Regions from separate parts of the Homo sapiens genome. Here region 1 is linked to region 2. A link is a loop called in an ENCODE intact Hi-C map of the cell type or tissue named here. Cell type or tissue: heart left ventricle. All regions are shown on one strand. Links, peaks and the distances in the headings refer to the core of each region. The heading gives the core; the rest is flanking DNA. Region 1 overlaps CASZ1 (castor zinc finger 1). Region 2 overlaps PEX14 (peroxisomal biogenesis factor 14).

Region 1 (15,076 bases), core at 3,079-11,078, 140 kb before region 2:
CGTGGAACGGAGCCGCCGCCACCGTCGCCGAAGTTGGAGCTGATGAGTGTGTCTCTCGCAGGCGTGGAATGTCACCCACACATCCTGGAGACTGGAGTGGGGAGTTTTATGATGGTTTTTCATTGATTTGTTTCCCCAGCGCAGCTGCCGACCTCTATTGAGGGACAAACATAATCAGCACTGACGCAAATTAGATGGTTATTCGTTTTGAAAATTGACAGAAAAACAATAAAAAAGATGAAATGCTCCCAAATCAATAGATATAATGAAATTCAAATAATCCGAGAGATGAGGTCTCCATGGCAACTGATAATGTGGAAAAGAAAACAATTTAATAAAGGACAGACACACTTTGAAAACAGATTGGGCCCGGGGAGGGGGGCGGGCCGGCGGGCGGAGGGCTGGAGCGCGGGCTGGCGAGTGAAGGATCACTGTCCGTCCCAAGGACACCCGCCATAATTAAGCGAGGCTTTCGGCCCCAGAAAGTGCAGATTCAGGTTTTAATACACAAAATTATTTCAGGAGCAGTGAATCGGAAAGTCGTTTGTAATGACCTTCCTGAGAGGCCCGGGCGCGGGGCATGTTGGAGGCTGGGCGGCCGGGCGGCTGAGTTATGGCATATTTGTGTTTTTATAGTGCGGAGGGGAGGGGGTGGCGGGGGGAGGGGGGAGAAGGTTAAACAGTATTTACAGCTCAGTTGTTTTCAGAGAGGAAAGAGAAATAGAGTTCATGGGGAGATGCGGCGGGCGGGTGAGCCGGGGAGGCCTCTCGGGCAAGCAGGGAAAGGAGGTGGCCTGGGCAGGTCCCCCACCTCGGGCTGCCTTGCCCATGTCCGTCTCTGGGACCTAGAGCAGATGCCAGGAGCCGCCTCTCCCACTCCGGTCTCTGGCATGGCACAGCTTGTGGGGCTGTCTAGGTCTGGGGCCTCTCCAGGGCAGTCCAGGCTGTGTGGACACCCAGCCAGCCACACCTGCTCCCGTGAAAAGGCAGGGTGTTTCTGCCATCATCCTAGCCTCGCACCCTCCAGTGCACTGCATGGCATTTGGCCACCCATTTAGATGATGCTGCCTTTCCTGAGCCCAGTGCCGCATCTGGGGTGTGCCAGCCTCGGGCATAGCGAGTAAGGACCCGAGGTGACATCATGCTCCGCTGCGGTGGCCCACAGCTTACAGCCTCCTGCCTCCTTTTCCAGGCTCCACCCCCCTGCCAAGTGCCCACCTGGGGCTGGGAAAGGGAAAAGCTTGGGCCCTTTGGGTTTGGCAGAGGTGGGGGCCACAGAGAGGGGAGGGGACCAATCAGACCCCTTCCACTGCCCTCCAGAGACACTTGCCCGGAGCAGGGCAGCTCAGGCACTGAGAGTCAGCCCAGCCCTGGGGGTCCTAGGCTCACCCGAAGCCCCTTCCCTCACATCTGTCTCCCCTCATGGCTGCAGGAGCCATGTTTGTGTTCTGTTACCACGACCACACGCAGCACTCTGAGATTCCACATGTGCACATGTGAATATAACGGGATTGTACAAACACAGGCATCCGAGCGTGTGTGCGCGCGCACAGGCATGCACGCGGTCTGTGCGCGTTTGCTCAGTGTGTGTGTTTTAAATCTCCCCTGGGTGGTAACTCTCTTTTTTCTCCCCTTCCTGTTTGGCTGTGACCTGGGGGAGATTGATAGCCAGCCTGTGCGGTGGATGCTAACAGTTCCCCTGATTTATAGAGTTACTTACGCTAAGTGAGGCCACTTAGACGCGTCTGGATAGCGAACCTTTTAACTGGACTAAAAAAATCATAATAAATAAATAAACAAAGTGGGGCAAGCTAGGGCCCAGTGGCCAAGCATGCCCCCCACCCAAGTTGGAGCTGTTGAGGGCCAGGGGACCCGGCTGAACCCCTCGGGCCCTGGCTGAACCCCTAGGGAGCAGCAACCATTCCTCCCACAGAACTTAGAGGCCCTTCTGTTTGGAGCTGGGGATAGAATTGGGTCCAAGAGGGAAGGACTCCCTTCTCGGAGGGGATGGAGGGGACGGGTCCTGGCTGGTGGGGGAGGGGTCACAGCTGAAGGATGGGGAAGGAACCGTTCAGGCGGAAATGGGCTGTGAGGTAGAGGAGGGAGGAGGGGTAGATGCCTGGGCCCTTCCTGGCCCTTGCTGGCCTCCAGACCTGCCACTCCTGTGGCACCTCTGATGCCCACTACAGAGATGGCTCTTGTACTGGCTTTGAAGTGTTCATTCCCAAGTCTGAACTGAGGATCCGCGGCACAGGAGCCAGGGCTGCCTGTGTGCCCACATCATAGCCTGAGGAGTCAGCCCAGGGTCTGGTCTGTACACGGTACTCAAGAGAGAGGTTGTTGAAAGGACACCAGCACAGCACCCCAAAACTGGGGCTTGTGGCCTGTGAGCTGCAAGTTCGGAAGTAAATGGCAGGGTGGAAGCCCCGGCAGCCGCCCGCCCCTGACTCCAGGATGCCTAGGCGGGAGGCTGTGGGGGACACAGGTGGGGTTGAAGATTATGACCTTGGGCATCTGAGCCTGGTGGCAGTTGGGCTCCAGCACTGACTGTGGGCAGCTACCAGCCTCGCGGCCTTTGCTTCCTTATGTGGGAATGGACAGGACAGCCGACCATGTGGAGATCCTGGGGGCATCACCAAGGTGGCACTGTAAGGCACCCAGCACAGACGAGGTGCTCAGAGGATGCCAGCTGCTCTATGGCCCCAGACACCATGGCCCAGGGCAGCTACCAGAGTGGCCCCCGAGCTGCCTGGCAGTGGGAAGGCAGGGCCCCAGCCCACCCCCAACCCAGGGGTCTGGTTCCTGGCCCCTGCCTCCCCACCTCCTGATATACAGCGGGCATTAGGCCGCCCAAAGGGGATACTGCATCCTTAGGAAGAAATATGTCCTCATTTTTCTTGAACACCGTTTCCACTGAGTGAAATGTTTAGAAGGGACGCGCAGGGAGAACTTTATTTCCTACCAGGGAGTTCAGAGCCACCAAGCAGAGCCCATAAAGCACCCGGAGCCTGGGAGCTGACAGGCAGCCCGGCCCCAGAACACATTACTCACGGCTGGGGAGGGGCTGCCAGGCCTGCCCGGCCCCCTGGGACAGACCCCCACCCACCCACCGTTGAGGCAGGACAAGCAACTCTGAGACCCAGGGCCATGGGCGGTGGGCACTGCAGCCTCTCCTCCCCTTGAACCCAGGATGCCTGCGGGAGGGGGCCTGGCCCTGACCAGGTGAGCAGGCTACCTCCAGAGAGCAGTGAGATCAGGGGACTGGGGATGCGGTGCAGCTACAGGAACGCCCCTCTCACCCAGAGCTGGCAGGAGCCCTGGCCTGCCCCCGCCTACGGAGGGGGTGATGAGATTCATGCCATAACGGGGCCTTCTCCCGAGGCCCTCCCTTCATTTGATTTCTGAAGCCGGCTGATTTGAATATTTATAAATATCAGTAAATTATTTATTGTAGCAATCTGCTGCACCATTTTACCCATCGCAGTTAACACTTTAAGGGGCTCCGTGTTATGGGAACAGGAAGCGAGGGTGAGGAGGGGACGGGGCAGGGGAAGGAGTCCCCGCAGAGAGGCCTGGGATTTCCTAGGGCCGGCTTAGGGGCCCTAATGGGGATGGGGCCAAGTCCCAGCCTTCGGGAGCTCCTGGCCAGGGTGAGCTTGGGCTCTGGAGTGTCTACAGCCTCCTCCTCTATGAAATGGGACAATGACAGTGCCGGCTCCGCTGGGCCGTTACAAGTCATGCCTTAGTGCCCGGAAAGGTGGACGGTCCAGTCCATGCCCGTTTTCCCCAACCCTGTGCAGGGTCTCCTCAGCTCAGAGACCTGCGGGGAGACCTGCTGCTCGTGGCGCCCTGAGAGGGAAGGTCCCGAACCTAGGAATCCGAGGAGGGGCTGAGAGGCCAGCCCGCCCCTGCCCCAGACCTCTGGCCTCTTCTCTGTCCCCTGCCTCTTCCAGGCCAGGTAAGGTTTCTCAGCCTTGGAATCTCAAGCTCACGTGTGGCACCACATCTGCCTGGTGGCCCTCCCAGGGCTCAGCTGCTTTTTCCCAGGTTCATCCCTGCTAGGCCCTGTGCTTGGCACAGACAGGTGCCCTCTCTCACCTAACAGCCTGGCCGCCTTTCTACAGGGAAAAATCTTGCCCAGGGCCAGAGCTAGCGCAGGGCAGAGCTCCGCCGTGAGCTCCCAACTCCCTGACCCCAGAGGCTAGGCCATACCCTGGTGCTGCGCCAGAGCCCGTGGGGCCAGAGGCTGGAGGCCAAGAGCACCGCCACCAGCAGAGAGTGGGCTCTGACTGTGTGTGGGTCCCAGGCCCCGGCCCAGCCCACCTCGGCAGCCCCTCCCCTCGCCTCTCCCGTCTCTGGGGAAGCAGAGCAGGAGTCCCCTCGCCTTCCCACCCTCTGGCCCAAGCCTGCCTCCTGGGCAGTATTGTTCCCAGAGGAAGTGTCCAGTGTAAATAGAGCAGCGGGCAGGCTGGTGGCGGGAAGGAGATGAAAGGGGCAGTGACAGGGCCGGGGACGGATGGCTTCCTTCCATTGAGGCCTGGCCACGGCGTTTATATTTTAGGGAAGAAAGTCAGAGGAATGTTTACATGGACAGGAGTCTGGGGTCAGACCACAGCGGGGTGGGGGGCGGATCGTCTATGGATCCCAGGGCCCTGGGCCGGAAGGCGGCGGAAAGCTTAGACCTCAGCTCCAACGCACCCCTGTTCCCGCCGCCCAGCCTCACACGCGCTCGCACTTACAAACCTAAGCCCTACCTCTGCCTCCTGCCCCTGTGTCCCCGGCCCACACGCCTCCCACCTCCACCCCTGGGACCAGCAAGAGAGGGAGAGGGAGGGCAGCATCTGGAAGGCAGGTGGGCTGGGGCAGCGCGGCAGCTGGAGGGCAGGTGCCGGGGGAGTCGGCAGGAGCAAAGGGGCCTGGGGCTGGGGGCGGGTCCTGGGTACACAGCTGCACCGCAGCTGGTGGGGGCCCGGGCAGGGACTGAGCCAGGCACACAGCCGAGATGGGGAGAAGGTGGGCTGGGCTGGGTGGGCCAAAGTGCGGGGAGGCTCCAGGATGGGTGGGGGCCCGGGGAGGGGGCGTCACCAGCAGCAAGTGCGGCCCTGGGAGCTTCTGCTTCCCTCTTCCTTAGGATAAATATTTACAGATTCATTTGCTGTCTGCCATCCACACTTGGCTGCTTACCTCCTGGTAAAAATAGTGCAGGCTCCCCCACTCCCCCCTTCCCTTCCCCATCCAGGGCAAGGGATGAGGGGACCAGGTGAGGCCCGCTTCCCCGGAGGCCTGTTGGAGGACACCCGGCGTCACAGAACCTGCTGGGCAGCTCCGAGGTCGAGTGGGATGCTGTGAAGAGGAGGCCCCGTCTCAGAACTTCGAGAGGGGCCCCGCATCGTGCTTGGGGTCTTGGGTGTGGGTGGCACAGACTTGGAGATGTGGACGAACCTGGGTAGAGTGGGCATCGGCTTGGGCAAGTGTCTAAGGCCCTGAAGCCAGGGTCACAGGACTGGAAGGCCTGGGAGTGGGCTGAGAAGACCCTTCTCTGGCAGTGGGCCTGGCTGGGCTAGAGTCACCCTGTCTCGTCTGGGCCAAGTGAGCCATCCGTACTGGCCACTGGCTACAAGGGAAGGATCTGGCTGGGACGGCCAGGCACTGTGTCTATCAGGGGACGGTTATCTGTGCGTATGAGTCAAGTCCACCTCAGGGATGCGGCCCCTGGGTGGACCCAGGTATTGCCATTCCCGCCTGGGTAGGCCTCTCATCGGGTTTCCTGGCATGTGGAAAGTTGGCAGGGGGTGATCATTAGAGTGAAGCCCCTTCTGACCATGGAGCCGGGGGGCCCTGCCCTCAGCCTTCCCGCCTATGTGGAGACTCTGACACGCCCATTCCTCCCGTGAGGGCCATGGAGAGGCACATTTTGTTTTGTACACAGTGAGTGTGAGCCGAGCCCCTGCTGCTGTGGCCACTGCGCTGTCCCCAAGCCCCACCACAGGGTCTGGCCCACAGAAGGAGCTCACTAAATGGACGGACAGACAGACAGTTCCATGTGGCTGCGCTGTGTGTGCACGCGTGTGTGTGCGTGTGTGTGTGTCCACCCTCGCCAGCCTTTGTGGCAGGTCCCAGGCTGTGTGGTGGGTGGGCTTGCCGTATGCCCCCCCAGGACCCTCGGTGCCCTATCAGGGACAGAGTTTGGGCTATGCGGCCGCGAGGGAGGTCGCTGGCTCTCAAGTCGCCTCATGAGGGCTTCCTTCCGGCTGTGTGTGTCGGGCTGTCACATTCGGGGATTAGGTGCTGTGACCGGCGCTTCGGGGCGTTCCGTGAGGGACCTAAGCGATCCCACCCTGCACCTGCTGGAGCTCCTGGGGGCTGGGAAGTGGGCTGGCCAGGCCTTCCGGGGCTGCAGAGGCTGGCCGAGGCTGGGGAGCAAGGTCCTAGGATAGGGACAAGTGGCCCTAGGAAGTGCCATGAGGAACTCCACTTGGATGGCTCTGACTGAGGCTTGGGGAAGGGAGTGGCAACAGGAAATGGACAGAGAGGCCAAGAGGGGGCTGGCAAGGGCTGGAGAAGACCCTGAGGCAGGGAGGAGACTGAGGAACACGGAGGCCTTCGGGAGGGTCCTGAGTGGCTGGGAGAAAAGGAGATCTCTGCTCTCTGCTGAGCAGGGTTGGAGTCAGGTAGGGCCCAGGGACCTGGCCTGGCAGAGGAGCCGCCAGGGGCTGACGTGCTCGGGTGGGAGGGTGCCAGCCAAGTGCTGCCGGGACAGTGAGGCAAGAGGCTGGCACAAGCTGGTCCCTGGCTCTCTGTGACTCCTCCCCAGGAACGTGTGGTAAGGCAGGACGCTCCCAAGCGGAACAAGCTGCCAGGAATGCCACGCTGTCCCTTGACAGCCTGACCGCATAGCCGGCTCCTTAACCTCCCTGGGCCTCAGTTTCCTTGTGTGTCAAAGGGCACACCCCCTCCCAGGGCCCAGCAAGCCTAGGAAATGCCTCCAGGACCTGGGCGCCCCTTGTAGTTGAAGAGGCATTCATTCATTCATTTGTTCATTTACAGACTAGTTCTTGAACTACCTACTCTGTGCCAGGCACCCTGCCAGGCTCAGAAAGTAGAGTGATTCTCAAGCATGGCCACGGAGCTCATAGACTAGTGGGGGAGATAGACACATGCCAGGCAGTCTCAGGGCAGTTTGATGGCACTGTGGTCAATGGGGGAGGCCTGCAGCTTGGGGGATGCAGGGCTGTTCGGGAGGGTGGGTTGTTCTTGGCCTTGCACGCCTCTGACCTCCGTGCTCTCCTCCATCCCTGCAGCTGAGGGCACCCGGTGCACGGACCCGCCTGCAGGCAAGCCCGCCATGGCGCCCAAACGCAAGGGTGGCCTGAAGCTGAACGCCATCTGCGCCAAGCTGAGCCGCCAGGTGGTGGTGGAGAAGCGAGCTGACGCCGGCTCCCACACGGAGGGCAGCCCATCGCAGCCCCGGGACCAAGAGCGCAGTGGCCCTGAGTCTGGGGCAGCCCGGGCCCCCCGCAGCGAGGAAGACAAGAGACGGGCAGTGATCGAGAAGTGGGTGAACGGGGAGTACAGCGAGGAGCCGGCACCCACACCCGTGTTGGGGCGGATTGCCCGCGAGGGCCTGGAGCTGCCTCCCGAGGGTGTCTACATGGTGCAGCCCCAGGGGTGCAGCGATGAGGAAGACCACGCGGAGGAGCCCTCCAAGGACGGCGGTGCCCTGGAGGAGAAGGATTCGGACGGGGCAGCCTCCAAGGAGGACAGCGGCCCCAGCACCAGGCAGGCTTCAGGTGGGTGCCTGGCCTTCGAAGGGAGGCTGAAGGCCAGGACAGGGAGGCCAGTGGGGAAGGGGCAGTGTGTCTGGTAAGCACACCCGACTCCTCACTCCTGCTCTAAATACCGGCCCCTCATCCCACCCAGGGAGGGCTCCTGGAGTGGGAGAGACTAGGACGGGGAGGGGCACCCCAGGTGAGAAGGGAAGGGCTGCAGCTGCCCCACACACAGTGGGTCTTCAAGAAACCACAGGCAGAGGGGTGGACAGGTGGGGAGGGAGGGAGGGAGGGATAGACGGGTGGGTGGATAGACAGACGGATGGGATAGATGGCTGGACAGATGGTGGGCAGGTGACTCTTTACACACACCTGTGAGGCCTGAGCTTACCGGGCACAGTACCTGGCACAAGAGGGGCGCAGCGGTCAACGGCATGAGCCTGTGAGCCTGCTGTCTGCACATTCTGCTACTTACGGAGCTTTCTCGGAGGAGCCCAGGACAAGCTTTGTTCTCCTGCCACTCCCCTTGGCCTCCTCTTCCTTCCCTACACCGCTGTCCCTGGCCCTCCCAGCAGGACGTCTCAGGGCCACATGGATTGCCAGCCCGGCCAGCGTATCCTCTTACAGCCAGCTGCCCCGGCCACGGTCCCCTGGCTGACCTCTCTCCCACGAGGCACTGAGGCCCTGCTCTGCTGGTGTCTCCATGTCCATGTCCTGGGGATCGAGAGCAGCCCTGCGCGCCTTCTGCTCAGGGGAGGGTGGGCCGGGGGTTCCAGCAGGCAAGGGGGTCGCCAGGACCACAGCCCCCAGGTCTGGGCCTTCTCTCTGCCCCCGGCCTCCTTCCCAGCCTTGTGCCCGGTGCCCTGCGCCTCCCCTGCCCGCTCCCCTAGCCCTTCCCCTGCAGCAAGGGGTGCATCTCCTCCCCGTGCGGGGAGCCCTGCGCAGCCACATAATTATGCATGTAAGATATAAACAGAGCTGTTTAATTATCCTTCGCCACATCAGTGACAGAGTAATTAACAAACATTGCGAGATCAATGAGGAAAAGTGTGACCTTCAGTTTCCTCTGATAGGAAAAGCCCTTGCCGTTGCCAGACACAAGGTGATTGTGCTGGGCCTGAGGAGAGGAGAGGAGAGGAACGCGACAAGGGCCACCGTCCCCTCCACACCCCCACCCAGGCCAGCTCTGCCCGCAGCTGACGGGGAGCGGAGTGGGCCTCAGCCCCTGCCTCCTTCCCCCAGAGGAGTGGAGAGCGGGGCTGGCAGAGGCGGGCCTGGAACTGCCAATGGCCTCAGGGATCCAGGCCTCGCCCCCTCAGCCCGACACTGGGACTGCCTACTCAGCGCTGAGCGCTGGAGGACACAGACAGCGGAGCCTTGGCTGCCTCTGTGGGCTCGGCCCCCAAGCCACCTTCTCTGGGCCCTGGGCTCGGCCATGCAGGCCTGTGGGCCCCCTCAGGGACCCCTGCCTGGTCCCCTCCCTGTGCAAGCTGCCTGCCCTTCGAAGCCTGTTTCTCTGCCATATATAGCGAGGGCTCAGCTGCCTCCAGCTATTTTTAGCCCCTTTCCCTGGTCCCTGAGCCACTGAATCCAGCAGCCAGAGCCCACTCCTCCCTAGCTGGGCCCCCCAACCCTGTGTAGCTTGAGGTCAGGACAGCGGCTGACCCGCCAGCCCCGCCCCAGGGGAACAGCTGTCTTTTGGTTTCTTGAGTCCCTCTGTGCACCCTGGGTGCCAGGTGGCTGCCTGTGACTGTCCTCTCCTCCCCTAGCCGGGTCCCAGGCCCTCCCCGGAGCCCACAGCCTCTCCTTCCACATCCCGCCAGGTGTCCTCCCCTCCCCAGGCCCAGTCCTGCCCCTCTAGACCCCCATCCCAGGTGTCTCTGAGGATCCCAGACCTGGCAGGTTCGCCTGGGAGGAGACCCCCCAGCCACGCCTTCCCTTGGCTGTGTAGTCAGCCTGGGGTCCTGCCGCCCCAAGTGTGCCCACGTGGCTGGCTTGCACATGAGCAGAGAGAACATGGTGTCCCCGGGGGCCGTGCAGGTCTCAGTCTCGCGGGTGCACCTAACCCTGATGCAGGGCATGGCACACGGGAGGCATGTAGCACACGGGCAGTGAAGGGGCAGGTGTGCGTGTGCACTGGGGTCACGGCTCGGCCATGGGGTGGGGCATGTGCGGAAGAGGTGGGTCCGCAAGAACAGCTCAGAATTAGCCTGGGACTGACCGCCTTCTCCCTCATTCCGAGAGACCCAGGGCAGGGGTTCAGGGGGTTGTGTACCTGTATGTCTGCAGAGGCAGGAAGGCGGCTAGGGATGGGAGCTGGTGAGCCCGAGTGTGAGCGCAAGAGTCTGTGAGGTGTGTGAGTGTGTGGTGTCTGTGAGTCTGTATGAGTGTGTGTGTTGTGTCTGGGTATGTGTGTTTTATGTGAGAGTCTGCATGTGACTGTGTGGGGGTGAGCAAGTATATGAGTTTTATGTGACTGCGTGTCTGGATGTATGTGAGAGTGTGTGTGATTGTGTGTGTGATTGTGAGCACATGACTGGGTGTGTAGAGTGTGTGTGATTGCATGTGTGTTGTGTGTGACTGTGTGCATGTGACCGTGTGTGGGTTTATGTATGTGATGGCATGTGTGTGCATATGACTGTGCGTATGTGCGGGTGAGAGTGTGTAATAAGGCATGTGTGTATTGTATGTGATTGTATGCACGTGATTGGGTGTGTGGGTGTGAAAGTATGAGAATGCACATGTGTGTTGTATGTGATTGTGAGCATGTGACTGTGTGTGGGGGTGGGTGGGTGTCAATGTATGTGTGTGTTGTATGTGATTGTGAGCATGTGACTGTGTGTGGGGGTGGGTGGGTGTCAATGTATGTGTGTGTTTTATGTGATTGCATGTGACTGTGCGTGGGGATATGAGAGTGTATGAGAATGCATGTGTGTGTTGTGACTGTGTGTAGGTGTGTGAGTGTATGCGAATGCATGTGTGCGTTGTATGTCATTGTGTGCATGTAACTGTGTAGGGTGTGTGTGAGAATGCGTGTGTGTTATAGGTGATTGTGAGAATGTGGGTGTGTGAGAGTGTATGAGAATGCATGTGTGTGTTGTATGTGATTGTGTGCATGTAATTAACTGGGTTTATGTGAGTGTGTATGTGATGGCGTATGAGTGCATGCGACTGTGGGTGTGTGAGAGTGTATGAGAATGCATATGTGTGTTGTATGTGATTGCATGTGACTGTGTAAGAGTGTATGAGAATGCATGTGTGTGTTGTATGTGATTGTGTACATGTGACTGTGGGTGTGTGTGTGAGAATGGATGTGTGTGTTGTGAATGCATGTGACTGTGGGTGAGAGTATGAGAATGCATGTGTATGTTTTGTGTGTGTGTGCATGTGACTGTGTAGGTGTGTTTGAGAATGCATGTGTGTGTTGTATGTGATCGTGTGAATGTGACCGTGTGTGTGTTTGAGAATGCATGTGTGTGTTGTATGTGATTGTGTGAATGTGACCGTGTTGGGTGTGTGTGTTTGAGAATGCATGTGTGTGTTGTATGTGATCGTGTGAATGTCACTGTGTGTGTGTTTGAGAATGCATGTGTGTGTTGTATGTGATTGTGTGCATGTGACCGTGTGTGTGTGTGTGAGAATGCATGTGTGTGTTGTATGGGATCATGTGCATGTGACTGTGTGTGGGTTTGTGTGTGTGAGTGTGTGTTGATATGTGAGAATGTGTGTGTATGTCACTGTGGGGAGGTGGCTCCAGGCTTCCTGGTGTGCCCGGGGTGGCCACAGTAAGGAGGCTGCACTCAGGCCCTGCCCGGACTCCTGCCCTCCCCGGGTGGCCCAACCTTGTGTGACTGCAAGTGACTGGAGGAGGCCAGGGGGTTGGAGGACGTGTCCAGGTCCTATGTCACAGGCCAGGGGCACATCCACACACCTGCGCCCCTGGCTGAGCTGTGTTGTCAGGGACCCTCAGCACCTGGGAAGGTGTGGGGAGGCCAAGAGGCCAGGTCCTAGGAAGGCTTGTAGTGGACCCTTCATCTGCCCAGGGGATCCATTTGTGGGGTCAAGGGAGGTCCTCCAGCCAGGCCCACCCCGACCCCGGCCAGAGCATCTTCCCCACCCCTGGGCTCCCACCCAGCTGCCCACTGGCCCACGTCCCTACCTGTCCCCGGTTCTTGCCGCTCCCTGTCCTGGGAGGCAGGTTGGGATCTGGCCTTACTTCCAGTAAAATGACTTCTCTTTCATATTAGGCCAAGGCGAGAGAGCGGAGACATTTATGAAACTTTGTTTAATGTACTGAAAAGCCATCGGCCAGAACATTTAGGAAATTGATTTTCCTGGCATTGATGAACTCGTTTTATTTTACCCCAGTATTAATTACTTTTTTTTAAAACAAATTAATTTAAGAGTCGTAAAACCTAACAAGTGAGCCAAACGTCCATAGATCGTGTCCTGCTCCGCCCCTCCCCACACTGACCCCCTCCCTCTATGGGTGGGGGCCCCCAGTGGGGGGACCTCCTGTCCCTCCCACTCCCTCCCAGAGGTGATGCGCCCCCATCCTCCTCTGCAGGAGAGGCCTCCTCGCTGCGGGACTACGCGGCCTCCACCATGACCGAGTTCCTCGGCATGTTTGGCTATGATGACCAGAACACGCGGGACGAGCTGGCCAGGAAGATCAGCTTTGAGAAGCTGCACGCGGGCTCCACCCCGGAGGCAGCCACCTCCTCCATGCTGCCCACCTCCGAGGATACCCTCAGCAAGCGGGCGCGGTTCTCTAAGTATGAGGAGTACATCCGCAAGCTCAAGGCTGGCGAGCAGCTCTCCTGGCCGGCCCCCAGCACCAAGACCGAGGAGCGGGTGGGCAAGGAGGTGGTGGGCACCCTGCCCGGCCTGCGGCTGCCCAGCAGCACGGCCCACCTGGAGACCAAGGCCACCATCCTGCCCCTGCCGTCGCACAGCAGTGTCCAGATGCAGAACCTGGTAGCCCGGGCCTCCAAGTACGACTTCTTCATCCAAAAACTGAAGACCGGCGAGAATCTGCGGCCCCAGAACGGGAGCACCTACAAGAAGCCATCCAAGTACGACCTGGAGAATGTCAAGTACCTGCACCTCTTCAAACCCGGGGAGGGCAGCCCCGACATGGGCGGGGCCATCGCCTTCAAGACAGGCAAGGTGGGGCGCCCTTCCAAGTACGACGTCCGGGGCATCCAGAAGCCAGGCCCCGCCAAGGTTCCGCCCACCCCCAGCCTGGCTCCCGCACCCCTCGCCAGCGTGCCCAGTGCCCCCAGCGCCCCCGGGCCAGGGCCAGAGCCTCCTGCCTCCCTGTCCTTCAACACTCCCGAGTACCTGAAGTCAACCTTCTCCAAAACAGACTCCATCACCACGGGGACCGTCTCCACTGTCAAGTAAGGCGCTCCCCACCCCACAATGCCCAGAGCCAGGAGCCAGACTAGACAGGAGGCCTCCTTCCTCACCAGGGTTGCCCGTGCTTGAGGACACACCTGCCGCTCACACCTTATACACATCCACTGTGCATCCAGGCGCGTGCACACTCAGGCTCCCATCCATGCGCTTCCACACACACAGGTGCGCGCCGCACTCACATTCACTCTTGCACCTACAGAACCATGCGTGAGCCCTCCTGCAGCGCCCCCCCGCTCCTGGACCTGCGCGTGCACCTCGCACACGCCCCCCACACACGCCACCCACACACGCCCACACTCCCAGGCACAAGTGTGCTCTGCCTTTTGCTAGCATGCACACCGGGACTGCCCATGACAGCACACCCCATCTGCCCATGACAGGCTTTCTCTACCTGCTGCCATGGGTGCTGAATGCAGGCCTGTGGTTGGCTGAGAAGGCGCCACCCTGGCTGGGGATGCTGGGTCCATGCTGGTGGCCCTGGCTCCTGGGCTCAGAGCCTGGGCCCTGGGGGAGGCAGGAAGCAAAGGTAGTGACCGGGGTTAGGTGCATACACCCTTACAGCCTGAACCCATGGGCAGGGGAACGGCCTGGGTAGTCAAGTAGTGGATGGTGTGGGGCTGAGCGAGACCCTTCCCCAGAGCTCCTCCTGAACCCTGGGGGGGCTCCCGGACCCCAGGGGGCTGCATGCCTTGGAGCAGATCAGGGCGGCCCCTGCTGCCTGGGGAAGGATACACTTCCCCTGCCCAGCTGCCTGCCCCCACCTCGAATCCCTCCCTGTTGGGAGGCCTGGTGCCCCTCAGCCAGCGGCCTCCTGATGCTCCCTGAATGCTGGGTGCCGAGCCCGGGCTTCTGTGGCTTGCCAGCCCGTGCCCAAGGGGGCTGCAGCCCCACCTGCACGAGATGGCACTGCCCTCCCAGAGTTGGGCTCGTTGAACCTCTGGCCAGCTTCTGCCAGGGATGTCCTCAGTCCCACCGTGGGTGCCTCGGACACTGCAGAGCAGAGCAGAGGGGCTGGGGCCTCAGGGCAGGGGCTGCCCACCAGATGCCCCTGTAACACGAGGCTGCCCCATCTGCTCACCGGCTGTGCCCTGTGTGTCTCTTGCCAGGAACGGACTGCCCACAGATAAACCAGCCGTCACTGAAGATGTAAACATTTACCAGAAATATATTGCCAGGTAGGCCCCTGGGGAGGAGCCTGCCGTGGAGAGAAGGTGGGGGGCCAGGACTGACCGGGCACTCTGAGGCCATTCGTTTGATATCTGACCTCTAGGGCCAAGGTAGCTGCCTCCTCCCATCCCCATCCACTTCGGTCCCTCCACCGCACCGAGGGCTGCCCTGCACGCCCGTTTGGGAGCCTCCCTCCGCTCTGTGTAGTCCAGGCCACACATTCCCTCAGCAGCCTGTGCCCCCAGTTAGGGCCGGGGTCCCGACGCAGGGCCTGGCCACAGGTGAGTGCAGCTCCCCCAGCTTGCCTGGGTCCTGCTGTCACACAGAGCCTTGAGTAGGGTGCAGGCCACCGTGAAACTGTCAGGGCTGGGAAGGTAGAGGCAGGCCAGGTGCAGTGGCTCATGCCTGTAATCCCAGCACTGTGGGAGGCCAAGATGGGAGGATCACTTGAGGCCAGGAGTTTGAGATCATCCTGGGCAACAGAGTGAGACCCTATCTCTTTAAAAAAAAAAAAAAAAAGAGAGAGAGAAAGCGAGAGAGAAGGTGTGGGCTGTCGTCCTCTCTGACACAGCCCAATGCACTTCCCCAGTGAGGCTCTGACACCACCTGACTCCAGACCAACCCCTTTCCATCCCAAAGGCAGTGGGATTGGCAGTGAAGAGCCTTTGCCTCAACAGATTCCCCCAAATCACACAAATAACACCCCCCGCCCCCACCCC
Region 2 (15,076 bases), core at 4,218-12,217:
ATCTCAAGGTGCCAGATGCCTAAAATTCTAAAAACTCTAACCCAAATTAGGGGTCAAGAAGGAATTATGTCCACTGTACCAATAAACAGTCACCTTCCAGTCTTTGCTCATGTGCCACCCTCTTAGAGACACTCTGACATTCATGTTGTTTAAGATCACAGTCCAGCCCACACCAACTCTGGCATTCCTCACCCCGGCTCCCTGCTTCATTCATCAGTATCCATGGCGCTCGGCATCTGACATCCGACCTATTTCATTTTCCCATTTGTTAATCGTCTGCCTTCCCTCCACTAGAATTTAAGCTCTGCGAGGGCAGGGATTTTGTCTGTTCGGTTCTCTGCTAAATTCCTGATGGGAGTCCAGGGACAGGGCATAGGGTGCACAATGACTCTTGGATGAATTGATCAGTTGGATTTTTTTTGCTAAAGGAGCAACGAATCATAATTGCACAAAAAGTTTTCTCTCTACAGTAATTATTAGCCAAGTAACTCAAAAGAAGTATTATTTGGTCCAGAGTTTCTCTCTCTCTTTTTTTTTTCACTCCCTCTCCCAGTCAGGGATTTATTAAAATTAAACAGATTAGATGGAGCTCCTGATACTAAAACTGCTCAGCAAAGCCTGCGGTGGGGAAGTGCCGAGCAAACACCAGAGACATTTGTCTCTAAATTGCTCTAAATACCTTCTGCAAATGAAATTCTAACCCAGCTGCGTTTGAGAGAAAATGAGGACTAACTGGTCATTGTCGGTGGAAGAGAAGATCAGGCAGTTATAATATTGCACAATATACTGGAGCTAAGGATCTCTCGGCAACCATAGATTTTGTCTCAGGTTACCCCGGGTAATCAGCTCAGCTTTTAGGCTCAGCTTTCCCCAGCTTCAATGCTTTGATGAGAGAGCTGAAATCCCTAAGCTTTTATGATTAATTACTCCCCATAGGTACACATATTTCAAGGAAAAACTCTTTTATGGCATGATGCTTGCGGAGTGGCGAGGCCAGCCAACACACTCCAAATTTTAATAATCTCCTAATGATGGCGGGGGGGGGGGGTGCTGGCACAATGCAGCCAGTGAGCAGCCGTGCAGTGCTCCTTACCAACTCTGTCGCAGGGACCCAGCCTTGGGGCTGCCGCGAAGCAGCTGCCTGTGGTGAAATGTTTGGGCTTCTTCTGCCCAAACCCTGTTAGTGCAGCCCCGGGACATGATCGCATGAAGGGACCAATGGTTCATGCTGCATCCCTTCAGCGGGACATCACAGAGCAGACCTAGGAAATATCACCCACCTATTCCAGCCAAAAATGACTGAAAGCTCAAAACTCAGAATTTCAAGGCTGGCATTCCAGCTCCTTAAGGAAAAAGAGTTTTGCTTTGGGAGGAAGAAAGCTTACTTTTGCCCATCATGGTATATAAGGATGTGTAAATGACTTCCTAGATTTCTAGAAAATTACATGTATAAAAAATTGAAAAGTCAGGTTTCTTTGTAGTTTTCATTTTACAAAAAAAGAAAAATACCCTGAAGTCCAACAGAACCAGAATAGATTGTCTCTTCAGACAATATTGAATTTGTCAGGGTCCACTTTATCCCTGTTTACAGAAATACCATAAAACCACTAATTTACCGCTTCAATCTGTAAATCGGACTGACCCCAAGCTTGAGTTTAACCTGACCTTGTTAGTCATCTCGTTTCCCTCGCCCTTCATTTCTTTCTCCCTCATTCTCTATTGAAGCAGCTGAACTCCTAACCTAAGCTAGTCATCCTGCAGCCAGGGTCACTGACACAGAGCAGACCAAAAACCAGAAGTCCTCCACAGTCTCATCCAATGGGCCGACTCTGCTACTGAATGCTGCCTTTGCCATGATGGACTGGACTAAGTCATCCGTGCTTAATTACCCGAATCGTGTCATCTTGCCGCTCCATTGTCAGGAAAGAAACCTGCATGCCCCACTGGGGGGTTCGCCTCAGCCCCACTGCCCCATGAGTGGGCAGCTCTAGGAAGTCCTGGCAGCTCAGCACCTGCCTTGCACCGTGGCTTCCATCTGCCCCAGCCCCAGTCCCCCTGTAGGCCGTGCTGCACAGCCCTGTGGAACCTGTACCTTTCTTCTTTAGGAATGCTCTCCTGGTTGCAAGTGGGCTCTGGCGGACCCGGGAATTCTGTAGAAACTTCACTGCCGTGGCAATCTGGTGAGAGAGAGAAAATAGAGGAGTAAACTTCACTTCAATAGTCTGAATTTCAAGATTAAAAATCCTAGGAGTTTTTCCCAGCTCCACAGAGACAAGCATACTATTGTGGTCAAATTTATAACCAGTTATTTCTTAAACTTAAAATCTACCTAAATGAAAGGCGATGTTGTTTCCCTGTCTTCACTGGCTTCCTGTATCTGAGTCTGTCAAATCTAATCCCTCTGCCGAGCTTCAGGCCTGCGACGATCCTTCCTGTTCCTCCTGATCTCCATTCGAGCTGATTCTTCATACTCCCCGGCAGGTGTGGCCATGCGCACCCATGTCGCCGCCCTTGTGCCCTGTATGCTGTCTTTCTGGAAGGCCTCCCTTTCCTGCCTCCACCTGTCTAAACGTTACCCCACGCGCACGTACACACGCACACACACACACACACGTTCTCTATCAGCACAGCCCTTTTATAGTCTGTTCTGATTCCTCGAAGCCTTGCCTAAATAAGCAAGCCATCTCTGATCTCCCTATTCTCTTCAATTCTTCAGTGCCTGTACTGTGTACCATATAATTGAAGACATAATTACACCATCTTCTAATGTTCAGCCTGCCTCCCCAACTACGCTGCAAGCAAGTGAAGGGCAGAGACCACACTCTCTCCAGAGCCTGGCAAAGTGTTGAGGGCGTCCCGGCTGGAAGGGATTATGTCGGAGACAACACCCACTGCCATTCACTCTGGCCCCCCTTCTGCAATGGAGCTGAGTTCTGAAGACCCTTCAAAGGGCAAAGTTTGGAGTTTCATGGCTAAAAGCTGACAGATTGACAGATTGTCTACCTGCCTCTGGTAATGAATATTATTTAATGAAATCTTCCTATCTCCACATAAGCCGGGCAGGGGATGGAAGGGGCACCGCTGCAGGTATTAACCTTCACATCACTCAGCACACGCGAAGTGTGTGTTTACGCCTGGCTTGTCTACTTTCCACCCCAGACACCAGCCCTATGGATGGGAAACGCCCACCTGCCCCAGGTAGGAAAGGGGCTGTTTTAAATGACTGCTATTATTCACCTCATCAAAATCAAAGGAATAATATGGTCTCATGTTACAGATAAAGTCAACAGGCCCTGAGTTCACTCATAAGTTGTTGAAAGAAAAAATTTCTAAGGCTAGATGTAAGGAAGTTTTCTAAGATCCTTCAAACTAAGGGAAGCAGTCAAACAGAAAGTACTGTGACTGTAAGTGAAATACAAGTTACAAATCATCTCCTTCCCCATATTTTATATGAATGTAATCCTGAGACCAGACAGACTTTTGGGGAACAAAAGATATGAGGATAAACCAAAGAAAAAAAGCCAGGGAAAAGCCTGTATTCATTTTCCCTGCAACCCCTCCGTGGGAGGCTTACCTAGACATTCCCCTAAAGGATGAACTCAGTATCTTGACTTTTCAGGTCTGGGCCTGTCACCAACAGGACATACTAGTGTCCCTTGACAGCCAAGCCCAGCTCCGCACAGATTATCATCTGTCCTCCAATGCTGCCGACAGTACTAACCACCGTCATGAACCACAGTAATAGACCAGTTCTGGACTAAAGAAAAATGAATGCTCGAGATTCTAGAGACCCCAAACGGCATACTCAACCAGATCGCCTCAGGTCACACCAAAATCAAGAGAAATCTAACAAACATCTACAACACTGATGCATTTTAATGAAGAGATAGGAGAAGGGAAGAAGGAAAAAAGAGAAAAAAGAAAAGGGGATGGGTAGAGGTAGGAAAGGTGGGGAGAAGAAGGCAACAGTACACAAGGAGCTATAACAGGAGAGAGGGGGAAAAGGAGAGAGGAGAAATGAGAGACAAGCAGAAAAACCAACGGAAGCGAGGCCCCTGCTCTGGAAAGAGAATGAACAGGTACCCAGTCACTGGCCCCCAGGGTCAGCGCCAGTCTGCACAGCTCAGATGGCGTGGGGATAGTTGTTCTTCACCTGGAGAAAAAAATACACCTTCAACACACAAGAAAATTACACTACTCGTATCATGCGGTAGTCTGCATGCTGTGTGTGACACGTGTACCAGGTGTCAGCGGAAATGTGGATGAACAGGTCTTAAGCAGAAGATGCTAGTAGTACAGCTCCTATCATTTACCCATAGAAACAGAAAGCTTTCCTTCATCCTTCCAAAATTTTCCATGACAGAGAAAGAAAACAGAATCCCACCACTGGAACACACAGGTTTCACCTTGCTTTTTTAATATAGTCCTTGGTATATGCATTTCTGGTCAGAGAGCAAAGTTCTGATGGGTTTAATGGTGCACTCAATGCAGTGCTTGGCGCATTCCATCAATTTTTTTTAAAAAAATGCATCTCTTATTTCTTTAAATACATTAATCAGCCTAGTGTAGGCAAAACGGATCCATCGGACAATGCAATAAACATGAATTATCATCTATCCAACATGCATAATGGCTTAAAAATACATAATAGCAGGTGTAGTTTAAATGATTAGTTATTACACCTGTGGTGGGTCTGATTCAATTGGGAAAAATCATCTTTAATAGGTTAAAAGGTTTAGATCACCATGCTTTCCTTAAAGTGGCTGCAGAGAGGGAATGATGGAGTGCTCTGTCATTAGTAATTCATTTAAGAAGAACGTGGGGGATATAGCAAAGAACAGCATAAACGAGCGAATCCAATTTAAACATCAGGTAAAGTAGAAAACACCTTTTAAAAAAGCAAGAAAAATGAATTTGGAAGGGAGATGAAATTGACGTATTTATTTTAACGGGAATTTGACAAAGTCCCGGCACACTTCAAACTTGCAAAAATATGAACAATTTCTTTTAAAGTTTCCATTCACTAATTTCAAGTCATATAAAATAATACTGCCAAACACCTACATAAAGTATATTTGGGGCTTGTTTATGTTCCTCTTGATCTTTGTCTGAAAATGCAGGCGACAGGCAAATCACATATTTAACAGCATCGACATCACTACACTAGATGCAAAAATATAAAGCACTCAAATAGCCCCAACCTAATGTGCTGAATAAGAAAGACACCCTGAGAAGTGGCTACATGTAAGTGTGAACATATGAAAACCTCTCTCCTCTTTTCACTAATTATTTCTTCAGTTACTCTTGACTCTTCTCCCTCCCTCCCCGCAAGGAACTGGCACTACAAAATGGGGGGAAGGACCTGTCCAATCTAGAATTTTATAGCCCCATGATTCATACATCGATGGGAGAAGATTTTGCAAAACTCTTTACCCATAATGCTAACATCTTCACACACTAAATAACTGACAGGGCACTCGGTTTGTGCCTTTCACCCACCTATTGTTGGGCACTTTTCATTAATTTCATGAAGCAATTCAACTGACTTTCCTCTGCAGAGGCCCAACACACACAACACGCTTTTGTTGGATTCGATGATGGGGTGCCTGCAGCCTGTCCTGTATTATCATTTGATTTTCTAATTAGAAGATGAATGTGACTATTCATGGGTTATATTTGTGCCCAACTAAATTACATAAATTCAGGCCAAATCTTCCGCCTCAATGTCAAAGATGTAAAACGGAGACAGGAACTTTATTGCACATGTTGTGGGAGTGCAGCAAGCCAGGGAGAATTCTGGCACTAAGCTGCTGATGCCGCCGTCGAAGCTGCTTGCTGGTGAGCCTGTGATAAATATGGAATCAGCGTTCCTTTCCCTTCCTCTTGCACTGAGTTCTTAATGAGTGCACCTCGAATTACCAATAGCTAGTTTAATCAAAATAAAGACAACAAACTCCAAAGAAAACAGACCAGTTTCTCCCCGCCCCCCATCCCTCTGACCCTACCTTCTGTCCCCTTCTCCACCCAAAGCAAAATAAAACAACCCTGCCACCACCAATTCCACAATTTTGGGGAAATTTCATAATTTTCACTATGTGTCACTTAGAGATAAAACTGAGGTGCAAGGAAGAGGAGTAAATTCTTGTCTTTGCAGTCTCATAACAATGGTTACACCGGAGTCACTGGAGTCACTGTCAGCAACTTGGAAAAAAGCGGGGGGGACTTCAGGTTGAAAAACACCTTTAGATCTAAGATGACTGGCCAATTGAGAGAGATTTGTATTTGAGAGAGCAGGATTTGTAACTGTATAAATCAATGGAATACAGTATACTCAGGGGTTATCTACTATGAACTATGTGCTGTTAAATGCATTGTGTAGGGTAAGTAATCCCCAGTGAGAAGAACTGAGGTTCCTGACAGTCCTCACCAAAGAGATGCTTCCTATGTGTTTTCCACTCTCCTACAAAAGACCTGCACATTGTAATCTTCAGAATACACACTTTATTTTCTGCACGAGGGGGACAGGAGGACAGAGCCTGCCTAATAATGAACCTGGGGTTTGAGGGAGCCTTAGCACTTTGCACCTGACATGTAAACCTGATGCATTGTCTCCAGTGACACTTATTTGGAATGCCACCAATTCCAGCACTCCTGTGTACTACATACACATCTATCTCCTAAGATGTGAGCATTCATTAGCCATCTTAAAATATTAAAAATATTCAAAAATTAATGACACTAACAACCAAAGCCAAGTCCTTTTAACCCACAGAGATCACAACTAGAGGGCAAAAGAAAATGACCAATATAATCTACGGGCCCGAAACCCCATTCCAGCGCCGCACTGCTCCACGTGCGCTGCTCAGAAGATTAAATTGCCTGTGAAAGGTTCCTACGTTCATACACTAAAGTAGATACCCAGAATCCTGTTAACAAGCGTTAGACCAAAGCCAACTCGAGTTTTAACAAGGACTGACTTAAAAAGCCAGGCACTGCCAAGAATGAGAGAACCCTCTTCAAACAGAAATGCTGCATTTTAGTAAGAAATCAGTACTCTGTCAGGAGTTCCTTGACAAATATGGTCATCGGCGGCACAGGGAAATAGTTGCAAAGCAGCTGTTAATCAGAGAAACACATCGTAGAACGCTGATGCTAGCACTCGTGAAAAAATGCAACGGGCTAATTATGAAGCTATATATCTCACTAAAGAGGCCGTGTTCCTTGAGATTCCAGGCAGAGCACTCTCGGATCCAGGGTCCTAGGACAACATAATTCTGGTTTTCTACATGCAGGCTCCTCTCTGATCTACCATTCACAATGCCGGGCTCCCTGTTCTTTCTCAAGTCTACACGCTCTCTTTCTAGCTAGGGAACAGGCTGGGGAGGGAAGGAAGCAGCGGCAACCACAAGCCACATTCCACGAACATATCCAAAAGGTGACATATCCTAAACCAGAGTAGAAGAAAAATCTACAAGTATGCAAAAGAAAGCAAGCGTCGGAATTGTCATTCTCAGTGTGGCAGGAGGGCAAATGTGTGTGAGCCTCAATCCAGGATTTCCCCAGCTGCCAAAATGAAAAGAAAGACTAAAAAAGCAGCAGGAATAAACAAAAACTAGAGGCAGTTCTGTGTGCAACCTCAAAGGGAGAAAGAAAGCTTCCAGAAAGCTGCTCTCAGAGTGTGACTGCAACTCAGGGACGCCAAGGGCCCAATAGCCAGGTAAGAGGGGAAAGTTAATATGCAGAGGAAGGCTCGGTCAGCCAAAATTCAATACGCGCCTCTGCAAGGACAAGGAGGAACAGGCTCCCCGAAACCAGACTAGTGGGAGTAGGGGGGAGGGGCCTGCACACTCGGAGTAAAACCACTGGAATGGCAAGAGGGGAATAACCTTGAGGTGGACGAGCCCGCAGGCGGCAGAAGCGCAGAGCCAAAGTGCCCCCTAGCCGGAGCCGGCGGAGGCGCAGGCCGGGGCGGCCGCTCCGCTAACTCGCACAGCCCAAATTAAGTGTTTTCACTCAGGGAAAATGAAATGTTTTGCAAGATGAAACAGAATGAAAATTGAGGTTTTAGGTAATTACTAGTTGGCATTTACATATCACGGGCTGGTTCAACACCTATTCATTTTCCTCTTTTATTTTCAATTTTTAAAAATTGCTCATTAAAAATGAACAGATGACAGTGACAGGAATTTTTTTTGTACTCTTTCCCCTTCTCTGAGGGTTACAAAACCAAGAGGCAATTTTAGCCCATTTATCTATAATTAACGCACACACAAAGGTATGTTTCATGTACATTAAGGGAGGAAAGGAGAAGGGAAAGTCAACAAAAGCCAGGAAGTTCAACAATAAAGACAGTGAGTTGTACTCAGGTAGCCTCCTGCACCTGGGTAAGGAGCTGGCTAGCAAGTGCCCTGGCACTCAAGGAGTTAAAGGAAAGAGCCTCTCTTTCGACTTGGAATTTCCTGGGTTTTGTCACTGTGTCCTTCCCATTGTTGATTTGGGTTACAACACTATACTAATTAAGCTTGTGGGCCCTAATTTCCTTTGTTTTACTTTACTTTCCTCTGTCCTTTTGTTTTTCACATTAAAGAAATAAAATTCCGCTGGTAGAAGTGCACAGGAGTTGACATGATAGAACAGAATATATTTTAAGGCTATTGTGTAAATCTGTATTTAGGGAATTCTAAAGCATGCATTATTGACCCTAGTCTCTCTTAAAACTCATTGATATATGTAGTAAAAGCCTTTATGAAAAGTGGCAACTTCACATGCACAAAAACTACCTTTCAAAGTGAAATATCTCTGCCATTTATTTTTTTTCCCTTGGCCTTAGTTAAAAATATTGCATGAACTGCTTGCCAGAATGTCATTGTTTTGTTATTTGATTAAAGTAGTTCTTCCAGAAATGTATATTGAAATAAAAAGCATCTTAAACCACCACGCACTATTTAATGTCAAGGGACAGTGATCTTAGGGACGTAAGGGTGACTTTGGAGAGGTGTCCGTGTCCAGCCGAGGACTCTGGGTGCCAACTTCCAGCCCAAAGGGCGCTGGTGCAGTGGAGGAGCACAGCTTGAAAAGCAGAGCTGCTGATGCAGCGGGTGACGGTCACCACGCCACAGAAGGAGCTGTGGAGTACACGCCGGCCTGGAAGAAATGAAACCCTTGCTTGTGGGTTGGGAAGATCAAAGTTCCTTTTTAGGAAAGGTTGAGAAGGAAAAGCGTTTTTCTCCTTCAGGGAGAAAGAAAAGCACATTTAAATGCCTTGTCCCCACGCATCCCCACCTGAATTTAGATAGCAGCCCCTCTAATTTTTGATGCAACCAACAAAGCAGTTACCCAAAGAGGGGAGGAAAAAAGGATGACATTTGCCTTTTCCCTGCCTTTGAAATGCAACTGGCAGCAAATTGTTTGAAGTCCTGTTTAGAGAAGAAACTGTAATAGCCTTCATACTGAAAAGAGGAGGAAAATGCCATTATACACGGATCACGGTAGCAGTGACCTCAGCAGAGAAGGCAAACGAGCTGGCTGCAAGTTGGAGGTTTGGCCAGCGTGCCAGGAACGGAAATAAAAGGTTTATGTGCCAGAGACGAGTGGCAAGAGCTGGGTGCTCGATCCCAAGAGATACCAAGGAAAGACAAGTAGTTCAATTCCTTAACATGATGTTTTTCAACAGCTCCTTGACTGCTCCTTCTTCCAGTATCCCCTGGTTTTATATTTTCAATATTCCTCTAATTTCCCTGCACTGTTAAAGAGGAAGCAGAGAGCACCCAGGCTTCGTGTTGTAAAATTAATGAAGGTGTCAAGCTGTTGAGTTAAATCACTCTAAAGGAATGTAATGACTCAGTGTCCAAGATGCTCCCTGAGAGAACTGTGAGCTCACACAGTGACGGTGGCGGGTGACTCCAACACTAAAAATATGTGGCACACAGTCCCCAGCACCTCCCTAATGATAACACTGCCTCTATTTCCTAGTCTCTTTCTCTCCACCACTGGTTGAATTTCATGCTTTCTGAAAGGTATTTCTCCTAACCTCCAGCAGCTTCAGATGCTCAGCAGATGAAACCCTGCTTCAGCTTCCACTTCTTTTGAAGTTCGGCCAGATGGAGATTGGTGAAGCTCTCTAGTCATGCACTATTGAACTGCGGGATGATTAGGAAGGAGACGAAGAAAGGTTGTGTCATGGATAATGGCAACCTCAAACATTAAGGCATCACTGGGGGTCAGCTACTGAATAGGTGACCACCAGCTGGTGCAAGGCAGGATCCCCCTCAAGGGCTTAGGGCCACCTGCCCTAAGGGCAAGAAGATGGGCTCCTGAATTCCAAGGAAGATAAGCTCTGGACCAAAAAATTATGTGTACCATCAACCCACACTCTGCACAAAACTAAAACCTTCAAGGAGTCTTTAAAAGGCACTTCTAGGCCAAGCACAGTGGCTCACGCTTGTAATCCCAACACTTTGGGAGGCCGAGGCGAGTGGACCAGTTGAGGCCAGGAGTTTGAGAAGAGCCTGGCCAACATGGCGAAACCCCATCTCCACTAAAAAAAATACAAAAATTAGCCAGGTGTGGTGGTGCATAGTCTTAGCTACTAGGGTGGCTGAGGCATGAGAATTACTTGAACCTGGGAGGCAGAGGTTGCAATGAACCAAGATCGCACCACTGCACTCCAGCCTGGGTGACAGAGTGAGACTCTGTCTTGGAAACAAACAAACAAAAAAATAAATAAATAAAAGGCAATTCTACCAAACACCCCATAAGAAAATTAGAGAATGACCTAATGCTAAAAAATAAATTTGAATACAAAAAAAAAGAACTACTCATAGCCTAGAATGAGTTCAAATTTAGAAACAAATTTTTTCTTTTTTTTTTTTTTTGAGACAGAGTCTCGCTCTGTCACCAGGCTGGAGTGCAGTGGCGTGATCTCGGCTCACTGCAAACTCCACCTCCCGGGTTCAAGCAATTCTTGTGCCTCAGCCTCCCGAGTAGCTGGGACTATAGGCACATGCCACCACACCCAGCTAATTTTTGTATTTTTAGTAGAGACAGGGTTTCACCATGTTGGCAAGGATGGTCTCAATCTCCTGATCTCGTGATCTGCCAGTTTCGGCCTCCCAAAGTGTGGGATTACAGGCGTGAGCCACCATGCCTGGCCCACAAATTTTCTTTTTTTTTTTTTTTGAGACAGAGTCTCACTCTATCACCCAGGCTGGAGTAAAGTGGTACAATCTTGGCACTGCAACCTCTGCCTCCTGGGTTCAAGCGATTCTCCTGTCTCAGCCTCCTGAGTAGCTGGGACTACAGGCACATGCCACCACGCTTGGCTAATTTTTCTATTTTTAGTAGAGACAAGGTTTCACCATGTTGGCCAGGCGGGTCTCGAACTCCTAACCTCAAGTGATCTGCCCACCTCAGCCTCCGAAAGTGCTGGGATTTACAGGTGTGGGCCACCGTGTCCAGCCTAAGAATTTTCTTTAGACCCACCAGAAAACAGAAGAAAGTCAACAATCAAGATCTGCTACTAACGGGATGCCACCAAGTCCTAGATCCTGCTACAGGATGAGCATCCCTAATCTGAAAATCCAAAATCCAAAATGCTCCAAAATCCAGAACTTTTTGAGTGCCAACATGACAGTCAAAGGTCATGCACAAAGGAAATGCTCACTGGAGCATTTCGGATTTGGGATTTTCAGATTTGAGATGCTCAACCAGTAAGTATTATGTACATATTCCAAAATCTGAAAAAATCCAAAATCCAACACTTTTGGTCCCAAGCATTTGGGATCAAGAATACTCAACCTGTATTACCTTTGATTCTTTTATGGCCTAAACAAAAAAACTAAAGTATGGGTTCCAAAAGTGTAATTCATAATGCAGTCAACTGGCAGACTTAAAAATCTTCAAATTGCACTTTGGGAGGCCAAGGTGGGCAGATGACCTGAGATCAGGAGTTTGAGACCAGCCTGACCAACATGGTGAAACACCGTCTGTAATAAAAATACAAAACTTAGCTGGGTGTGGTGGTTCACACTTGTAATCCCAGTTACTTGGGAAGCTAAGGCAGGAGAATCACTTGAACCCAGGAGGTGGAGGCTGCAGCGAGCTATCACGCCACTGCACTCCAGCCTGAGCAACAGAGCACGACTCTGTCTCAAAAAAAAAAAAAAAAAATCAGCCGGGCGCAGTGGCTCACGCCTGTAATCCCAGCACTTTGGGAGGCTGAGGCGGGCGGATCACGAGGTCAGGAGATCGAGACCATCCTGGCTAACACGGTGAAACCCGTCTCTACTAAAAATACAAAAAATTAGCCGGGTGTGGCAGCACGCACCTATAGTCCCAGCTACTAGGGAGGTCGAGGTAGGAGAATCGCTTGAACCTGGGAGACAGAGGTTGCAGTGAGCCAAGATCACACCACTGCACTCCAGCCTGGAAGACACAATGAGACTCTGTCTCAAAAAAAAAAAAAATCAGCCAGGCGCAGTGGCTCACGCCTGCAACCTCAACACTTTAGGGGGCCAAGGCGGGCGGATCACAAGGTCAAGAGTTCGAGATCAGCCTGGCCAATTTAGTGAAACCCCATCTATACTAAAAATACAAAAATTAGCCGGGTGTGGTGGCATGTGCCTGCAGTCCCAGCTACTCGGGAAGCTGAAATGAGAGAATCGCTTGAACCCAGGAGGCGGAGGTTGCAGTGAGCTGAGACCACGCCATTGCACTCCAGCCTGGGTGACAGAGTGACACTCCATTTTGAAGAAAAAAAAATCTTCAAATTGACAGTAGAATGACAAGGATTGGAAACTTACTATTCAAACAGTCATATACAATCAGCTACTGTCAGAGGAAAGTCAACTTCCTCACCAAGCACACCAGCCCCAGAGAGTGGCCAGAAATGGGCTCTCCACAGGGACAAGTTGGTGGTCAGGTTCCATTTTCTAAAAAAGCGGTATCTAATACAGGTCACACCCTTGTAGACGACTTCACAAGTAACATATCAACACAAAGTGTGAAACACAGGAAAGCAATACAAGCTATACCGCTGACGCAGATGAGGAAAATGTCTTTTTTTTTTTTTACACATCTTTCAGAAGTAATGACATAAGGGCTGTGAAACTGATTATCACAGCCATCATCAGATTGTACCCACGGACTGTCTTTAGTATCAAGGTACAAGTTTGGAAGAGAAACTGAATCAAGAGACATCAGTCCAGTTGCCTTCTCTGATAAACCCCAATTAAGAAATTTTCAGCTCAGTGAGGAAATCCATCACACACAAGAAGAACCCAAAGGTAGTCCTCATGGCTTTGAACCATTCAGCAACCTTTCACTAAATACCATAAACATCCCTATTATTAGCCAGCACAGCTACCAATAAACAAACACACACTTTAAAAAATAAATGATCCGGCCGGGCATGGTGGCCCACGCCTATAATTCAGCACTTTGGGAGGCTGAGGCAGGAGGATGGCTGGAGGCCAAGAGTTCGGGACCAGCCTGGGCAACATAACGAGACTCCATTGTTTCAAAAAAAAATTTGTTTTTTTTAAATAGCTTGGCGTAGTGGCGCTCCAGCTACTTGGGGAGCTAGGTGGGAGGATGGCTTGAGCTCAGGAGTTTGAGGTTACACTGAGCTATGATTGTACTGCTTCACTCTAGCCTGGGTGACAGAGTGAGACCCCGTCTCTAAAAATCAATCAATCAATCAATCAATCAATCAAATGATTCCACAAAGGCCTACTGAGCACCAGAGCCATCTTGGCCAAGAGTCACTGTGTCCTACCAATAATGGGAAGATGAAAAGGAGGGTCTTTATGCCCTATATCTGATGCCCTTCCCCATCTTGGTCATCTAGGAGAAGCCAGATGAGCATGTAATTTACTTATGAATAACACAAAATTTACACAATTCTCACCATTAAGCAAATCAGTTTATTGAGCATCTTCCTCCTTTAAATCAATGGTAACTCCTTTCAAATTCTTCCCAGCTCTGTCTGAGAAACAGAGAAGTTCACTTTTTGTTATCTGAAGGATTATGAATTACCATCTTGCTTTGTAACCTTCTTGGTTCTTCACATACTGTTCATAAGGTAAGATACCTGGAAATTACAAAAATCCCTAAATTTCCTCAATTTTGCACAAGCTTCCTGAAACATCCCTCATCCTTTTCTGCTCACTGTCCTTTCTCTCTCTCTCTTCTTGCCTGTTTAAACACATGGACATGGAGTTATTAACTTTTACAGGAAAACCAAATAAAATAAAATAATGTTGAAGCAAAAACGCAGTGATGTCAGGCTGCAGCTAGCACCATTTATCTGTGGGAATCTGATTAGCGCTCGAGTGGCAGAGCTACCTGGAAAAGTGCTCACAATCAAATAAAAAAATGATACCAAAACATTAACCTGATGGCTAAAAACTCCACATTTAAACAGTTAAAGTAATAAAGGAGCTTTTATTGAGTATTTTTTATATTTCATTATGCCCCAAATTGACGAGGACTCCCGGATACATTTTCTAGACTTTTGGTTCCTCAAATCAAATGCTCTCTTGGATTTTTTTTTTTTTTTTTTTTTTAACTAAAAGGAAACAGCATTTCTTGTAAGTTTGAATGAAAGGATTAAAGCTTCTCCTAGAATATCGATAATAGTCTTGAGTGCAAACACAGCCAAACGCTGCCACAAACAGAAGCCTTTTTTTGGTTTATGTACTTTAATTCTGAACTTGCTGATAAGCCAGCAGAGAATTTTCCTACAAGATTTTTTTTTTTTTTTACCTTACACAAATACTGTCATGAACCTGGCCTCTTATGTCCCCACTCAGTGCCTCAGATTCCTTCACTGCTATAAAATAAGGGGTTAAACAGATGACCTTCAGGACCCCCTACCTGTGCCATTTTATAATTTCTAAGTTGATTCCATGAGGCAGTCGCTGATACCTGGGCCAGAGATATGGGCTTAGGTCAAGGACAAGACCCAGTCTTTCCAGATTTCATCTCTCCAAGCTGACACCCAATTCAAAAAAAGGAGAAAACCAACAGAGAAGGAGGAGACAGGGAATAGCAGAAGAAATCAGGGCAGCCAAAAAAG

Evidence for each region. Peaks named below come from ENCODE experiments on the same cell type or tissue, not always from the same donor. Only the 100,000 strongest peaks of a DNase experiment are listed, where the experiment ranks them.
Region 1: it touches region 2 in a loop (2.5-fold over the local background); 6 of 110 quality-filtered maps call a loop at or near these places.

What each region holds. Positions count from the first base shown.
Region 1 is chr1:10,657,797-10,672,872 of GRCh38, reverse strand. CASZ1 (castor zinc finger 1) reads left to right here. Exons shown (of 21, transcript NM_001079843.3): 5 at 7,302-7,790; 6 at 12,337-13,171; 7 at 14,297-14,365. Among named protein-coding and RNA genes, the nearest start is that of CASZ1, 130 kb to the left of the region's middle. RefSeq lists enhancers at 1-860, 6,965-7,712, 7,713-8,461, 12,085-12,595, 12,596-13,106. In heart left ventricle, for the core only: no CTCF peak of the experiment used is centred there; DNase peaks (open chromatin) are centred at 6,742, 8,404 and 9,062; H3K27ac peaks cover 4,985 bases.
Region 2 is chr1:10,523,314-10,538,389 of GRCh38, reverse strand. It overlaps PEX14 (peroxisomal biogenesis factor 14), which reads right to left. Exons shown (of 9, transcript NM_004565.3): 3 at 2,093-2,177. Among named protein-coding and RNA genes, the nearest start is that of PEX14, 56 kb to the right of the region's middle. RefSeq lists an enhancer at 9,146-10,345. In heart left ventricle, for the core only: a CTCF peak has its summit at 7,943; DNase peaks (open chromatin) are centred at 7,919 and 9,062; H3K27ac peaks cover 1,577 bases.